2 separate regions of the Mus musculus genome follow, and region 2 is linked to region 1. Evidence: chromatin loops called from intact Hi-C (ENCODE). Cell type or tissue: gastrocnemius. All regions are shown on one strand. Each heading gives the region's core, and the rest is flanking DNA. Links, peaks and the distances in the headings are about the cores only. Region 1 holds the start of Scn5a (sodium channel, voltage-gated, type V, alpha). Region 2 has its middle 34 kb from the start of Exog.

Evidence for each region. Hi-C counts contacts between places; a loop is a spot of excess contacts. Peaks named below come from ENCODE experiments on the same cell type or tissue, not always from the same donor. Only the 100,000 strongest peaks of a DNase experiment are listed, where the experiment ranks them.
Region 2: a loop joins it to region 1, with 3 times the contacts of the local background. A loop is called at or near these places in 11 of 42 quality-filtered maps.

Annotation. Positions count from the first base shown.
Region 1 is chr9:119,557,826-119,566,655 of GRCm38, forward strand. Scn5a (sodium channel, voltage-gated, type V, alpha) reads right to left here and starts at 4,853. Exons shown (of 27, transcript NM_001253860.1): 1 at 4,527-4,853; 2 at 2,437-2,555. The coding sequence starts at 4,799. In gastrocnemius, for the core only: no CTCF peak of the experiment used is centred there; DNase peaks (open chromatin) are centred at 3,871, 4,152, 4,616, 4,891 and 1 more place.
Region 2 is chr9:119,474,551-119,483,380 of GRCm38, forward strand. No RefSeq gene overlaps it. Among named protein-coding and RNA genes, the nearest start is that of Exog, 34 kb to the left of the region's middle. In gastrocnemius, for the core only: no CTCF peak of the experiment used is centred there; DNase peaks (open chromatin) are centred at 3,925 and 4,958; H3K27ac peaks cover 303 bases.

The DNA.
Region 1 (8,830 bases), core at 651-8,650:
CTTACATATACACACATACACATACAAATCACACTTATACACACACACACACACACACACACATGGAAGAGAACGAGGAACTGAGAGACGGAGATAGAAACAGAGAATTTAAGAAATAACAAAAGCAAATGCTCAGTGTCGTGTGGCATGTGAGGCAGACAGCATCCTCCCAGGAGTCAGCGGACTGCTTGCAGATCCCTGGGTTTTCAGCTGGTGATGCTGCTCTAGGAAGCCCTGAGCATCTTACTTTTAAATAAACTTCCTGGGTGCCACAGAGGTGACCCTTACATCCTGACAGGTGGAAAAACGAAATGCAGGTTCCCAGGTAGGCCTAAGGTTCTGCAGTTTCTACAAAATCCTAATGATACTGGAAGGCCTGGTGCTCCATCACACCAAGGGGCTGGGAGAACTGGGAGCTGGGCTTCCAAAGGCCACAAAAATCTCAGCCCCCTCGTCCACTAGGTGGCGCTTTCGGGGGCGATCAGCCCATCGCCAGGTAAAGGAGTGCTGTGGCAGCCAGGGAGCCTAGGGTAGGGCCTCACAGAGCTGATCACTTCCCTGGGGCGGCTGCCCTGGGGGAGGCAGGCAGGCAGCTTAGGGCCCTCACAGCTGGTCTTACCAGACAAAGCCAGAAACTTACAGCCTCAGAGCTACCCCTCAGTGCACCTCAGGCTGAGCTGAGGACCCCAGTGTCCCACTGTCTTCCTCATCCGCCTGCTTCCCAGCCTCTCATCTGCCTAGCAAGTCACAGGCGGTGCCTACAGAGAGCCAAGGGACCTGGGCTGCATCTCTGGAGATTTCTGTAGCTGGCAAACAGCACTGGGTTGGTTAGATACCTGGAGAAGCAGCCCAGAATGAGGGTGGAGCATGCTTTCAGGGTGGCCACACCCCTGTGGCAGGCTGGAGACCAGCTCGCAGCACTAAGGAAACCGGTTCCCTTCTGCTTCAGCTCTGTTCCTTCTACAAAGATGTGACCACACTCTGGAGGCAATGACAACTTCATATCCGACTTATCACTCTTAGGGGGCTCTCTGCAGGGGACGTGCCCATTCAGAGAGGGGGTGGGGGTGGTTGAGAAGGGCTTCCGGAGCTCTGTCCAACCCATCCACTATACCCATAACTAGTACCAAGCATCGTTTGGAGCTCAGCAACATGACAGAGATTAAAGATGGCACTTCTGGCCCTTGGGGTTGGCTCAGTGGGTTAGGGTGCTTGCTGCCAAGTCTGATGACCTGAGTTTAATCCCCCAATCCACATGATGGAAAGAAGACTAATTTCTGCCTTCTGACCTCCACGTACCCACCATGATCTGTACGTGCTTCCCCCAACAACACAAGTAAATAAATAACTGAATACACAAATCAATAAATAAATACATAAAATAATGCAAAATTTTAAACCACAACAGAAAGCCAAAACCAACTAACCAAAGGACAATGGACACGGCCTACAAGCACACCCTCATCTAGGTCACCAGTGACCATGAAAGGGGCCTTCCAGGTCTCCACAGTAAGGTGCACGTGCCTCTGCCTTGGTGGACTGCACCACCCCTCTCTGGGACTCCATCTTCTGGTCCCTTAGGTGATATCCAGAGGTGACTGAGCCAGTGAGTTGGCTCAGTGTCAAAGGTACATGCTGTCAAGCATGCTCACCCTGGAACCCACAAGGCAAAAGGCGACAACTGAGTCCTGCAGCTTGCCCTCTGACCTCCACACTCTCCATGCACATAAAAACCCAATAAGCACATAATAGATCTTTAAAATGCAACCCAGAGAAGGCGGTGCCCTTCAGGTGCTGCCTGAACCAGGACCCCAAAGCTGGCTTGGCGCTGCTTTTCCTGCTGCTCCACTCCAACAGCTCTGTCAGCAGGCAGGAAGCATTTTTTAGGCCGCGGTTTATGTAATTGGACGCTAACCAGAGTTCTTTGAGAAGCTCTCAAACTGCAAACATTTGTCAACACCTAGTTCAGAAGCAAGCGCTGCCTCCTTCGAAAGAGGCCCACATGAGAAAAAACTAGAGACTTAAAAAAAAAATCCCAAGAAATGGCTTTTCCTAGGCTGAGTCTCAAGGCAGCAGCGGGTAGAGGGCTCAGGGGTGGTGGCGGGTGGAGCCACCAGAGACAGGGGAATGCTGGGGAAATCATTTCTTCTGAAGCCCCGCTCCTTGACTCCAAGGCTATTTTTCCTCCTGAAGAAGCAGAGATGTGAGGGCTTCTCAAACTTCCCTACACAGGAAGAACCCTTAGGGATCGTGTGAAAAATGCAGGCGCTGACTCAGCGTGTTGAGGGTGGAGGTCACTACCGGCCACTAGTGATTTCTCACTATGCTGCTTGTCCTAGAAGGAGTGAGGGGACCCCGCACCACCCTGGCCTGAGCACAGCACCTGTGCGTACCCCAGGACAGATGCAGACATAAAGGATTAAGAGCAAAGGATATGAATGTACCAAAATCTTCACAGCCGCTCTGCGCACCGGGTGGAAGGGGCTGAGGACGTACAAGGCATTGGTGGCACTGAACCGGAAGATGGTTTTGCCCTTATTCAGCACGATGAAGGTCTGTGGACAGAGGGAACTGTTAGGTCTGGAGACGGCTGTCATCTAGGAGCCCTCAAGCAGTTTCCTCCCCCTCTCCCACCCTGCATAGAGCTGCAACAGAGAGCCCTGCTCACAGCTGGGGCAGCAGAGACTTATGGGTGAGGAAGGAATGCTAAAGAGCTATCCACGGCTTTCCCTGGGACCTTCCCTGCCTGAGGTCAAAGGTCAGCCTCCGAATAGCACACACGGTCTGGGCTTTGAGGACCTCCCTTCGTTTCTAGAAGATATGCCTGTCTGGCATCATGGGGCAGGGGAGCTGTGAGATCTCAAGGCTGCAGAGCAGAAGCCGGAGGCAAAGGGAGCCAGCACACCAGAGCATGGCAGCCACAGGCTATGAGGTCACCCATCTTCACGGGCTGAGGGGATGGGACAAAGTCCTATTTAACCTTGGCTGCTGGGACACGGTGAGCAGAGAGGTCAGAACTAGGAGTTCCACGGGGTGCCAGCCTGCGAGACCTCAGGCGGTGTAGCCAGGGACGGCAAGAGAAACAGGATGGAACCCAGGGTACCCGGAAAACATCAAGCATCCCCAGATATATAGAGACTAAGAAAAGAGATGGCGTCCTTGGTGACCTGTTGGGGGGGGGGTCTCCTAAGCCCAGCCAGCCTGGACTCCATCTTAGGTTCACCTGCCGTGCTCACTACTGGTCTCGTCTGAGTCCTGCCTAGTCCTTTCTGTTCCCCTCCATGACCTAGACTCACCCTCAGCTGTGTCCCTAACCCTAATCCCAATTCTGTCAGCTCGGAGCAAGCACGACCCGAGCCTACCCACTCACTCACTCACAGCTCAGGCTCACATCCCACTCGGACCCTGCTCCAGTCACCTGAGCCAGGGAGAGGTCCTGGAGCCTCAGCCTAGAAGCAGGGCCCAGGTCGTCTCTCCTGCTAACTGTCTGTATAGATGGAGTGAGTGTGTGTGTGTGTGTGTGTGTGTGTGTGTGTGTGTGTCCCTTCGCACCCACAGCTGATCACACATGCACCTATGCATATGCACATACACACAGACGTGCACACTCAGGCTCTTAGTCTCTTAAACATTGTCTTCAACCACCATGACAGACAGACCGACAGACACATGCTACCCAGACCCCCACACTGACTGTACTTATCTTTCCAGTCCCGCTGGTGTTGCTCTGCGCTCAGCTTGAAGCTGGCCACAGGGACTCCCGTGGCCACCCTGGTCTCTGTTGCCTAGCCTTCCTGGAAAGGCCTTCCTCTAGATCCCAGCCTGTTCTCCTGCCATGACCCCCACAGTCAGGTCCAGAAGTGGACAGTTGTGTGAGCAGCCTGTCCCTCTGTAGGGGACCTGTGTGCCTGTCACATCATTAGTGCAGGGAAGGGCCTCTTGGAGAAACAGCACAACACTCCCTTCCCTCTCTCCAGGCAACAAGGGCAGCACAAGGCTTCCCCACACTCCATGCCTTAGCAGCCACGCCCTCTTCACCCCTCAGCCTTCCCATGACCTCTGTGGTTCAGGGAAGGCCACGAGGCCCAGGAGACTTCTACTGTGGCTCAGCCTGAGCCAGCTGGCTCAGAGGAGGATGCCTGGCTAATTCTCTGAGCTGCCAGAGGGACAGGAGGAACGCATGCAGGAGTTAGGAGGGGGACCGCTCAGGGCTTCATTCCAAGCGCCCACGCGTCTGGGGACAGGAAGGAATCCCCTAGAGGTATATGCCGGAGAAAGACAAAAGAAGGTAACATTTCAGTGGTCCTCCCACCCCTATGTTAGGGGCTCAAACGGCGTGATTTATGTCTGTATCCCAGAACTCCAAAATTAAGGTGATTGGAATACAGATTAATGGTGAATCACTCCCCCAAAGCCCAGGGGAGCCGGCCCCACACAGAACTCCACAGGAGCAAAGCTCCATCTGTCTGCTGCCTTCCCAGGAGCTACCCAAAGGGTGAGGAGGGTGCTGAGGGGGCGGCAGTCACCTTCTGGGTACTATAGAAAGGGTCCAGGTCTTCCAGGGGCTCCCCAATGAGCTCTCGGGGTGGGTTGCCATAGAGATCTGGCAGCTTTTTGGAGGCCTGTAGGTCCAGCTGGGGCCGGGGAGCCTCCTCCTCTGGCAGGCCCTCACGGCTCTCCTGTGAGGTGGCCGAACCACGGGCTTGTTTTTCAGCCATGCGCTTCTCGATGGCCGCCAGTGACTCCCGGGTGAACCTACGGAAGCTGCTGGTGCCCCGAGGTAACAGGAAGTTTGCCATCTTCTCATCCTGCTTCTGGGGGCACAGGCTCTCCTCAGGCTGCCTGGAAGGAAGCTGGGAGACAAACACAGGGTGTGATGGGGTGCCACGGCCGGAGGGCAGGGTAGTCAGCCAGCTAGGCCGATGGCGGGGAAAGACACAATCTGCAAAAGTGTACAGCCCACCCCATTCCCGACCCCCACTGCCAACCACTGCACAGGCGCATACGATTGACAGCGGCTCGGGTAAACGCTGATGCTCGCCTCCACTGAGGTGTGTGTGTGTGGGGAGGGTCCATGAAGTGACCCCCCCCACTCTTGCCCCAGTGTGTACGTGTATGCATAAATATCAGTGATCAAGAGACGGTGTGTCCTCATGAAGGGGTTACCCTGTCCACCACACACAAAAGTAAAAACACTTCAACTGACCCCCTTTAAGACATTTCCACCACAACCGGCTCCCTGGCCTCCACAGGGCAGGGATGGGAAGAGATGCCGTTCATTTTATCCCAGACTCAAACAGAAGGGCTTTTCTCCAATTAAAAGGTGAAGCATGCATACGTCAGGATTTGGCCCTGCACGGGACAGGGTCCCACCCCCCCTCTCCAGGGAACATTCCCAGCCTGAGTGGTGTCCAGTGCCCCCACAATCCCCATGCCCTCACACAAGAGGTGCAAATCAAACCTGAGGCATAGAGGCAGCAACTGGAGGCAGCATTTGCCCCCCAAGGGATCCAGGGTTTTCAGCAACGGCCGGCCGGACAGGAACACAAGAACTAGCATCCAGATGTTGGCATCTGGTGTGCCCAACTGTGTAGACCTCCATCTGAGGATCTCATAGGGATCCCCTGAGTGCAGCACCGTCCCTAGCTAGACTGATTCTAAAGACGGGAAATGTGACAGGTGGGTCTCTGGCTCATCACACCGTCCCCTCTTCTCCCATAAAAGGGGACATACAAGCGCAAACCCCAAGGGTTGTTTTTTCTTTCCCCCCCAGCACCGGAAGGCGGTGACCACTGGTGAAGAGGACTTCCAACAGGCATATGTGTGTGACGTCAAACAGGGAGAATGTGGCCCCTGGTGGCCTCAAAAGATTCAGAACCTGGTGCGAACACACTCTGTCTATGACAGCAAGGCAGAAGAATGCATTTCTGTCAGGCTCACCAAAACAGGATGTGGCCAGAGGGCTCCTGACTATGACACCAAGCCAGGAGGCTGCACCGCTAATTACCACATCAAAACCGGGAATGGCTGGGCACCGGCTCAAGAGGGCAGACTGGACACCTGCTGAAGATGTCTGCCAGGGACACACTCTCTTCCTGTCAGCCAAGGGCTTTGCCCTGAGCTCACTCCATGGGGCATGTCATTAGTGACCCCTATAAGCTTCTGTGACACCCATGCCAGCACACGGCCAACAAGGACCCCAACTCAGGGTGCCTGAGCACCACCGATGGCAGATAAAGGTCCTAGTGAGAATTCCTGTCTCAGAAAACAAGTTGGACAGCTCCCAAGGAATGACGCTGCTGCAAGCTGACCTTTGGCCTCCATATGGCTGGCACATATGTGTCTCTGCACTGAGACACACACACAGACATGAGCATATAGTTGTACGGTGTGTGTGTGTGTGGTATGTGTGTATGGTGCATATGTGTATATATGGTATATGTATGATGTGTGTGCATGTATATGAGTGTGCATGGTGGTGTGTGTGTGTGGTTTGTATGTGCACGTGTGGTATGCGTGTGTACATGGTATATGAGTGTGTATGATGTGTGTGTGGTATGTGGGTATGGTGTATATGTGTGTGTATATGGTATATGAGTGTATATGGTGTGTATATGATGTGTGTGTGTACATGATGTGTGACTCTGTACGATGTGTGTGTATATGGTGTGTGACTGTGTATGTTGTGTGTATATGATGGGTGTGCAAGCTGGTGTGGTTAGTATGTGTGTATGGTATGTGTGGTGTGTGTGTGTGGTGTGTGTATGGGGTCTATGTGTGTGTATATTGTGTGTGTGCTCATGTGTATGGTGTATATGTGTCTATATGTATGGTGTGTGTGTGTGTGTCTGTGGTTTGCATGTGCGTGTGTATCCCTGGGCCAGTACAGTACGAAATGAATGCCGTAGAACGAGAAAGACAGAGATTCCCTTTCCAACCTCCCCGTCCTTTTGCAGCTTCTTATTTGAGTCACACAAAGTTAAAGGACCATCTTTGTTAAAAATAGCAGGTGAGAGTAGGTCCCCACTTCATGAGAGCCTTTCCCTGTCTAGCCTCCACCTCTGACTGAGCAGAAGGCGTCTATCCGCAGCGCTTATCAGCAAACATGAATGGTGATTTTTCTTCCCCTAGCTGAGGAGAATTTGGGCCATTTTTAAACTTTCTTCGCACCTCCCCTCATTGCTTGAATCTGCTATGATGAGCTTGCAAAGCAATACAGCCATTACTCACTTCATGTAAGAAACAAAGAGCCCAGCCTGAGGACAGCGGGGCAGCCCTCTCCATGGTGAGCAATTGCTCCTCTGTAAACGGGGAAGCCACCCTTTAGCTCAGGATGATTTGCTAAAAATAGTGTTCTCTGGATCAGGGTATCCATCTGTGACCATACGCCTGCAAGGGTTCTGGAGACACGTGGAAGCCCAGGGACGCACACAATGGTGGAGTGTGTGTGTACAGGCGTGCACCCGCATATGCATCTGCCTCAGGAAAGATGTGTTTATAATTTCTATTGAAATGGGGGAATTCGTGCAAATGGATGCCAGGGCAGGCACAGGTGGGTGAAGTCTCGCCCACTGAGCATCTGTGCTAAGAAACACACCTTCACCCCCATGTGCCCCTCCAGAAGACAACATCGAGGGAGCCTCTCACTCCCTGGTGAGTTAGGCCTGTTTATAGAGTTTGGAGGTTCTTGGAGAGACAGAGAAATGATTTAGGGGAGAAGGGATGGCAGTATTTCCTTCATCTGTAAAGGTGTCGTGAACTGCTGTAACTCAGTGACTCAGGGACTCGGTCTCCACATCGCTGCTCCATATGTCGACGGTGCTCACCTCAGCACTACTGCTGCCCCCAACTTCAAGGTCGTAACGCTTCCAGTTCCTGCGTGATCCTATTAGAGAGGCCCACACACTATTGAAATTTGGTTTTTTAAGTCTACCAACAGCTTTATTCAATACAATTGATTTCCATTTTAATGCTATGTCTTAAAAACGGACACTGAGATCTCAGTGGGTGGAGGACCCCAAGATTCTGGCTCAGCCGCTGCTCAGTCACTGAGCCTGGGGTCCATCTTCCTTTGCTGTGGGTAGGAGGGTCCTCCAATTCATCCTGGGATCCACTGTGGTGGGTGCCAGCCTCTCTCTGGCTCACTGGTCTTTGGGGACATCCCTGGGCAGGGTTGGAGATCAGCTCTGCTGAGTCTTAAAGAGAGAAGCATAGCCTGGGGAGCCCAGCCGCCCCCACCCTTGACCTTGGCAGATTCTGAGTCCTGCTGGGTCCCAGAGTGAGAGACAGTACGTTAGGGGAGCAACCCCAGGAATCGCCTAAGGTGAAAGGACCGACTCTAAGCATTGCCACACCCTCTTGCCCCTCCACCCCAATCTGGCAAAGGGTTGTGGGTCCCAAAGGCGGGTTAGCACTCACACCCCGGGAGCCCCTGGCATCAGAGGCCTGCCTGAAACTGGATTCCAGATGAAGCTTCGCTGCCTCCCAGCCACCGCAGCCTCAGGTTCCAAAGTAAACTGGCCAAGAGTGGCCTTTGTGTTCTGGGCTACTCGCGGTAGGCGGGCAGGATCAGCTTTCTCTCTTGTTCTTCTGCCTGCACCTGGCTCTGGCCCCGCCCTTCCTTCGGTAGCTCAGAGCCCACACCCTGCTATGCCTGGTATAGCCCAGCTGCAGGATTACAGGCTGCCAGGACGAGGTGAGCCCCAGAGTGGTCTGAATGTGCTGAGGGTGTGGGGACATCCATGGCTGGGGAAGGCAGGAAGAAGACACAGTTGAGCCTCCATTGTTCAACTCCTGAGGCTGGGAGGTTATGGTCGATTTGGTTTCAAGA
Region 2 (8,830 bases), core at 319-8,318, 84 kb before region 1:
GCAGTGCTGGACGGTCACTCACCTCCCTGACTTGACTGTGAGCTACGTAAGGGCAAAGACAAGCCTGACTGCTCATCACTGTAGCATCAGACTCTATAAGATGCTCTGATCATGCAGGAGGTGCAGGCAGATACCTCAGCCTCCCCAGCTAGCTCCACGTGTCGGACTTTATTTGGTGACATTTGAGGAAGGGAGGGAGATCCCTGTGGCTCTGGGGCCTTCTGCCAGTGTGGTTGCTAGCATCAGCCCTGATGGCTGGGCTTCAGCGCCAAACCGCTGAGCACATACCCTTCACAGGTCACAGTCACGCTCTCTGTAGGAGAGGGAATGCTTTGTCAGGCTGGCGAGGCAGGCAGATGTGTGACCTCCCAGCCCTGGCCTGGCCTGGCCGCTCTTCAGCTGGAAAGGAGATTGTCTTTTAGGTCCTCAGGCTAGAGCCTGGAGGCAGTAGGTTCTGGGGGTGGTACCCGGGAGGTAGCTGGCTTGGGAAAGAACAGGGTGTGGGGTTGCTAGGGTGCCAAGACCGTCCTGGTGGGAACCTGTGGCTAAGAAGGCTGCACAGGACTGCCCACAGTCAAGGAGGTGACAATGAGTGTGGAGAGCATGCTCAGTAGAGAGGACGGGCAGGGGGTGGGGACAGAGGCTGTCCCTTGCCCCTCGGCTTGTGAACCCTTCTGCACCCTGACCTCTGGGTGCCTCTCCTCTTTGATCTGATCTTCTAGAGCTTTGAAGCTTCAGACTTTGAATCCCTTCCTTCTGCCAGCTCCCCAGCTGCACCCCAGCACCCCACCTCTGCTCCTTCCCCTCCCTCTGTTTGGGCTCTGCTGAGCCCAAGTGTCCTCTCATCGCCTGCCCTCCATCTCGGTGGCACGCTGGCACCGGCCCCGCAGCTGCCTGTGCTGAGTCCATAACGTAGCTGCCCTCCTTCCCACCCCACCACCCCAGAGGGAGGAGGCCCAGGCACAAGAAACACTTAAATTGGGGGTCCAGTTTTCTTGTAGACATCACAGGGGTCCCCACAGAGCAGTGGAGCTGACTAGGGCTGAGCCATAAGGTGGACTGACTGGCATGGATCCTACGGGGTTGGAGAGAGAGGAGACCTTGAAAGTGCTGCCATCTTCCCTGCCACTTATGCCTGGGCCATCAGGGACGGGTGATAAGGTCATCTTCGTGCTGCCCTGTGTACACAGCTGCAGTGTTCCATGCTGGTATGGCTGTCTGGAGCCTGGGATGGGGAAGGGACCTGTTGGAGTATGGATGGCACTGAACAGTTTTTCTGGAACTCACTGGTGGGGTGGCACAGTGGTTGGGAGATCCTGCTTGTCTAGCTCTGTGCCCGCTGTCCATGAGACACAACGGTTCACACAGAAATACAGGGTCTGAGAGGACACGGGGTTATATAGGAGGTAGTCTCGACCGTCAGCACACTGGACGCTCATAATGCTCACTGTATCCTGGGGGTTGCTGCAAGTTCATTCCATGTCTGCGAGTACAGAATCACATACACCCAGGAAGGATGTCCTTGCTGTTCCCATTTCACAGATACATTGCCATTCCCATTTCAAGCCAGATGATACATACAGCAAGCCCCAGCACAGCACCACAACACTGTCTCACGTGGGGAGGCTTGTACCTCCAAACAAGGCTGAAAGTGTTGAAGCTCTAGAGAAAGCTTTAGAAACAGTGGCAGAGAGGCAGGCGGATTTCTGAGTTCGAGGCCAGCCTGGTCTACAAAGTGAGTTTCAGGACAACCAGGGCTATGCAGAGAAACCCTGTCTCGAAAAACCAAAAAAAAAAAAAAAAGAAAGAGTGGTAGCAGAAAAGCAGCCAATCACTGAATCACTGCACACAACAAAACTCAGTCATTAGCCACTGAGGAAAATGAAGTTAAAACGTCTGAGATACAAACCATAACCCCAGAAAAAACCCTGCCGAACCGAACTGAACTGAACCAAACCATTTAAGATATGAGTGCTGCACCCCTTTGATACCAGCACCTGGGAGGCAGAGGCAGAGGCGGAGAGGCAGAGAGGCAGAGAGGCAGAGAGGCAGAGGAGAGGCAGAGAGGCAGAGAGGCAGAGAGGTAGAGGAGAGGCGGAGAGGCAGAGAGGCAGAGAGGCAGAGGAGAGGCAGAGGAGAGGCAGAGAGGTAGAGGAGAGGCAGAGAGAGAGGCAGAGGAGAGGCAGAGAGGTGGAGGAGAGGCAGAGAGGCAGAGGAGAGACAGAGGCAGAGGAGAGGCAGAGAGGTAGAGGAGAGGCAGAGAGAGAGGCAGAGAGGCAGAGGAGAGGCAGAGAGGTAGAGGAGAGGCAGAGAGAGAGGCAGAGGCAGAGGAGAGGCAGAGAGGCAGAGAGGCAGAGGAGAGGCAGAGAGGCAGAGAGGCAGAGGCAGATGGGGTTGAGGCCAGCCTGGGCTCTATAGTGAGACCCTGTCTCCCAAACAAGCAAGTGAATGAGGGTTAGGCCCACCAGAACAGGTAAAAACTGGTACAACCCAGAATGGGAGGGCTAGTAGGAGGCCTTGGTAGGGGTGCTTGCTGCCAAGCTGGGTGATGTCAGTTTGATGACCTGCAGGTTGTCCTCTGACTTCCAGCTGACCTCTGACCTCCAGATGGGCTTCTGCACACACTCATTAAGTAAAGGAAAAGAAAAAAAAATGTTTAAAGGGGCGACTTTTATTGTGTGCAAATTATACCTCCCTAAATAAATCTGACTTGAAAACTGGATCTCCCGGGCAGTGGTGGCGCACGCCTTTAATCCCAGCACTTGGGAGGCAGAGGCAGGCGGATTTCTGAGTTCGAGGCCAGCTTGGTCTACAGAGTGAGTTCCAGGACAGCAGCCAGGGCTACACAGAGAAACCCTGTCTCGAAAAAAAACAAAAAAAAACAAAAAACAAAACAAAAACAAACAAACAAACAAACAAAAAAACCCAAAGGCTGCGGCGGTGGGAGGGGGTTGGGGATTCAGAGAGGTGGCGGGGACCACGACTGGGGGTTTTAGAGAGTTCTGGTGGAGCCGTGGGTATGAGCAGGCCATGTTAACTGATTCCCCTACTGACGGATGTGCTAAGAACACTTAGGAACAAGAACTAGTTAGAGCGGAGGGAAGGTACTCAGAGCACAGAGGTGGCCTCGGAGGGGAGGTGTTGAGAACCGGCTGGCCTTGGGATGTGTTCTGAAGGCAGCGCCAACAGGATTTCCTGCCGGATTGGATACGGAGTGTGAGGGAAAAAGTGGAGGGAAGGATGACATCAAGGTTTTTTGGCCTGGGAAGCTGGTAATCCGGCCAGGCACCCCCGTGGGCACCGTTTAGTGGTCAAGGCAGAGGCAGTGGGAGGCATGGGTCAGCCCTGCTCCTGGCTCTGGGCTCGGCATGGGCTGTGCATCCTGGTGATTCCATTACGCTTTTGTTTATGGCCCTGCTGCCTTTGTCATTTCCTTGCCTCCTGTCTGGAGTGAAGGCTGTAAACATGATGGATTGGTACAGGATGAGGAGGCTCAGTTAGAGCTGCTGAACTGGCCTCTTCTCTTGGGCTAGCCCTCCTCACTTACACCACCTTGGGGTGTCTCCACAGCCCTACCCATAGAAGGGGACTGACTCTGGCTGTCCACAGGTCTCACCCTGACAGGGTGAGCAGGTAGATGATTCCCACAGAAAAGTGGTCTTAAAGACAAATCCTGGTGGCAAGCCTAGCCCTGATCTGCTCACACCCACATCACAACGTGTGCCCCATTACACTGTGCCCCCACACACAGCCAGGCATAGGTTGGGACAGACAGGAGGACAGGACATACCACTGGCCAGTCAGCCCACATCCTGGCAAGGGCTTCTCCTGGGACCTCACACGTTTCTCAGGAATCCAAGCCGGCCCGTCTCTCCACAAAGGCTGGGATACTGGGTCTTTTCTTGTCAGCAGCAGGTGCCTGGCAGCTGCCCAGGATGCCAGCCCCGTGAGCTGGCATAGGAGGAAGTGCTTGCTAGTGTGGTCATTACCCGTGCTGGGCTTAGGCTGCCGCAGGTCTCACTGCTGTTGCTCAAGGTGACTGGGATGCCATGAAGAACAGTGCCAACTGTTCAGCCCAAAGGTCTCCGAGACACCCTGCAGCTCAGCACGCCTGCTGGACAGCTGTCAACCACTGACTGTCATTTCCGAGCAGAGTCCCTCAGTACCCGCTCTACTCGAAGTCTCCCTGTCCTCCCTGCCTACCTCTGTCCCTGGGGATATACTGAGGCTTGTGGCCCGAGTCTGTTTGGGAGAAGGAAGCCTGAGATTCATTCCTTGCATTTTGAATATAGGTAAATCCAACCAGGTGATGATCCCAAATGGGCCCACATTTAACTTTCTTCCAGGAAAACAGCAGAGGGTAGGAATGCTGGGAAGGGAAAGGGCTGGAGACCCCAGGGACAGGAAGAGTACAGATAGAGTGGTCCAGGATAGGAAGGGCACAGATGGAGTGGTCCAGGTGAAACCAGGGTGGATTGGCTCAAGTTTTCTGATTCTACAAACATCCTCACACATCATCCATGCTGGGCGCTGGGCACCAGGTCTAGGGCTGGAGACAAAATTGCGAACAAACGGGCTGGCCTGGTCAGCCGCAGCCTTTAGCGTGTTAAATGGACAGGATATATGTGCTCAGAGCACTGGAGGCAGGGCAGAGAGGCACTATGGCAGCACCAATCCTGAGAAGCAGCCAGGGTTGGAAGGCTCAGCGGGGGGAGGGGGAGGGGGAGGGACATCCCCTGAGTCCAATACTGATCTGTCACACCCTTGGCTTGTCCTTGGTCACTTCCCTCACTGTGGCCTCTGCCTCTAGGAGGGCCCAGGCATCTTTCTCCCTGCCCCTCCCAACCTCCTGGACACCGAGTCTCGTGGCTGTCAGAGCTGCCGGTGGAGGGAGGGCTGCCCACATGTGGCAGGGCTGCTGCCAACGCCGTGGCCCTGGGGTGAGAGCTGACGTCTGTCCAGGAGCATCTCCCTGCCAAGGGCTGAGATTCCCGGCTGCATGCCTTCCCACTTGACACAGGAGCTGGCATCTGCCCCTTATAGAGTCACCCGCCACCCAGACCCCAGCCTAACCCCCATTTGGCCTGGTGACAGCTGTGACATTTTATTAGGTACAAGCCTTCTCTCACAGCCTCAGGGAACTGGGGAAGGCCCTACAGATCAAGAACTCCCAAGACTCGAAGCGCTGGCTTCAAGAACAATAGGAGATGCTGATCCAGTCTGAGCGGGTAGCTAGTGTCCCTGGAGCATGGGAGAGAGAAGATCCAACCATGTACAGTCCTGTGGAGGGGCTGCAGCCTCAGGCTCCTTGTGTTATTTTATGTATGTAGATGCTTTGCCTGAATGCATGCATGTAAACCATATGTTTGCCTGGTGCCCACAGAGGTCAGATCCCCCGGAACCTCACTATAGTTACAGATAGTTGTGAGTCTGGGGATCAAACCTGGGTCCCAGGGAAGAGCAGTCAGGGCTCCTAACCACAGAGCCCTGCTGGTGTTTCTTTTGAAACTCTCTCCTGTGGACGTTTTCATGAGACATCACTTGGCAGGGATCACACATGCTCTCCTGCAAGTTCCATACGTATGTAAGATGGCTCCACAAGGTTACACACATGTCATGAGGCTTTGATCTTATTAAAAAGCTGGTTGTGACCTACACCCTACAATGTGGACTGCCCTTTGAAAGGCCCTGGCTGATTGGAAGAAAGACAATGAAGGTGACCATGGGAGTGACCAATAGCGTCAGACTGTTACCTTTCATATGGTGGTCATTTCTTTTTTTCTTTATTAGATATTTTCTTTATTTACACTTCAAATGCTATCCCAAAAGTTCCCTATACCCTCCCCCCACCCTGCTCCCCTACCCACCCACTCCCACTTCTTGGCCCTGGCATTCCCCTGTACTGGGGCATATAAAGTTTGCAATACCAAGGGGCTTCTCTTCCCAGTGATGGCCTACTAGGCCATCTTCTGCTACATATGCAGCTAGAGACACGAGCTCTGGGGGTACTGGTTAGTTCATATTGTTGTTCCACCTATAGGGTTGCAGACCCCTTCAGCTCCTTGGGTGCTTTCTCTAGCTTCTCCATTGGGGGCCCTGTGTTCCATCTTATAGATGACTGTGAGCATCCACTTCTGTATTTGCCAGGCACTGACATAGCCTCATACGGGACAGCTATACCAGGGTCCCTTCAGCAAATTCTTGCTGGTATATACAATAGTGTCTGGGTTTGGTGGCTGATTATGGGATGGATCCCCGGGTGGGGCAGTCTCTGGATGGTCCATCCTTTTGTCTTAGGTCCAAACTTTGTCTCTGTAACTCCTTTCATGGGTATTTTGTTCCCTATTCTAAGGAGGAATGAAGTATCCACCCATTGGTCTTCCCTCTTCTTGATTTTCTTGTGTTATGCAAATTGTATCTTGGGTATTCTAAGTTTCTGGGGGAGTGGTCATTCATAAGGGAATATCGCTCGGAGCTCTTGGCCTTGCTCTCAGCCAGGGTGTAAGTCTGAGAAGGGGAGCCGAGGGCGCTCCTTTGGAGTCTCAGTATAATGTTTCCAGGATACTGGGCCTCCTCTTGAGGAAGGGCCTGGGAGACAGGTGTGTGCCGTTCCCTAAACTCGGGCTTTCTGGGGGCAGGGGTTCAGGGGTTCTTGGGGAACGCTGACACTTCAGACAAGGAGGGTGGGACCTCACTAGGCTTCAGCAAGCTCAAGTACTTGGATGGTGACCATGTTGTCAGGAAGCTGGGTAGACTCACAAGTACCTAAGGGCAAGGACAAAGATCAGCAGGGATCCTGGAAAAGGGACATCTCTTGGGAAACTGCAAGAAGAAGACACAGCGAGGTCTCCTAACAGACCACAAATTGTCCCTAACTCAACACCTGGCCTGGGTGGAGCCACCCCGACACTCTGCTCTTAGCACTGGGCATGCTCATGCCAGGCTAGGACTGTACAAGAAAAGAGAAGGCAGGCTATTGCTGATTGCTGTGTTTCCCCCAAGAGAAATGCCACAGGCTCTGCCTATGCTCACCCAGGCCCAGGGAGGGGTTCAGGAGACACAGGGAGGGGCAGGGAGATTAGTTCCTGTGACCTCACCTGCCTCCTCACAACTTTATTGGCATTTCTTGAGAGGGGAGCTGTGACAGAAGGGTTAGAATGAGGGCGAGTGATGGGTAGGGTGCTGGGCCGTGTCAGGGAAGATTCCCAGAGGAGCAGGAGAGTCCTGACCCCGAGAAGAGCAAAGAGTGTGCTGGGGAGAGGGGGCAGCAGCTGGTGAGGCTGGAAGAGCCTGGAGCCTTAGGGGCTGGAGAGATGTGGTTACAGAGGGAGGTTGGCAGGGCTAGGGGCCTGAGACAGTTTGCCTTGATCCTAAAGCAACAGGAAGCCACGGAGCAACTCTATCCAGGGTTAGTAATCTTGGATTGAAATATCACCCTGGCCACAGAGAGAAGAATTTGGAATGGATGAAGATAGCAAAAACACTTGTTGGTTGTCTCCAAGAGGCAAGACACAGGCCCCCTAACTGGACAAGAACAAGTTAGAACCAAGCAGTGGGATTTCAGAGTCACTGAGACCCAGGGTTTCAGTGAGGCATTTAAGATGGCATCTACGGGCCTTGGCAAGGCAAGGGAGTTGAGTTCAGCATTGGGTGGTCCAGCTGAAAGGTCTAGAAATACCCAGAGTAGACTGCTGAACACTGGCCTGGGGCTCAGTGAAGAGGCCTCAGCCCAGGACAGGTTCTTCTTCAAAGCCTTGGTTGGGTCATGAAAGGCACAATCAAAAGCCAGCAGGAGGCAGAGCAGTAAAAGAGAAAATGAAACCAATCAATCAACTAACCAACCAGCCAACCAACTAGCCAGCCAGCCAGCCAACCAACCATCCATCCAACCAACTAACCAGCCAGCCAGCCAACCAACCAGCCAGCCAGCCAACCAACCAACCAGCCAGCCAGCCACCCAACCAATCAATCAATCAACCAAACAATTAACCAATCAACCACCAACCAACCACAAGGGTTGATTATAAAGCCCTTAGATCTGTCATGGCCACGAGAGAGAGCATAGAGAGGCTGTGGACAGAACTGAAGACAGCCTTGCTGGACTGTATGTCCATGTTTTCCAAGCCATGCCCTGTTTTCCAAGATGAATAGTGTCCTGGAGATGAACCATGAGCAGTTAGCAAGATGCTGACTTGTCAGTGAACCAGGCACTCTGCACAGTCAAGGTGGTGAGTTCAGTGCTGTGTGTATCTTACCACGATTAAAACAGGAGAAGGAAGCAGGCAAGAGCTTGGAAAAAGTGGTTTCCAGGAAGGGGAGGGAAGCACTTCCTGGGGCGACCTGCTGCATTCTGAGGTAAGGGTTTGCAGGTGAGGCCAGAGCAGGTATGTGATGACGATGGTGGGACTGGCAGCAAGGAATGAGGGGATGAGAGGACCAGGAGGCCAGTGTCAAATGCCGTAGGTCCAAAGCAGCCAGTGACCCTGTGCTGAGGCTGTCCCTGGTTTGGCACTTTGGGGGTGCAGTTTCTCCTTTCCGAAGTGCCCTAGAACAGGAGGTCTTCGAGGAACAGCCTAGGCATATTTTCTCCTGGGGGGTCTGCTGTCCCCCACCGTCGTCTGTATCCCACCTGAGCTGCCTGAGCCTCTGCTTCCGGCTATTCTCCAGCGTGGACAACCTGAAGTCATTCCCAAGCCCTGGACACTCTCTCCCACCACCACTCTCCGGCCCCCGGAGCCACTGTCACTCTCCAGCCCCTGCTCAGGCCAAGGCCCCCTCACAGCCTCTTCCAGCCTCCACCGTCCTGCCCCTTCCTCAGTACACATTACCC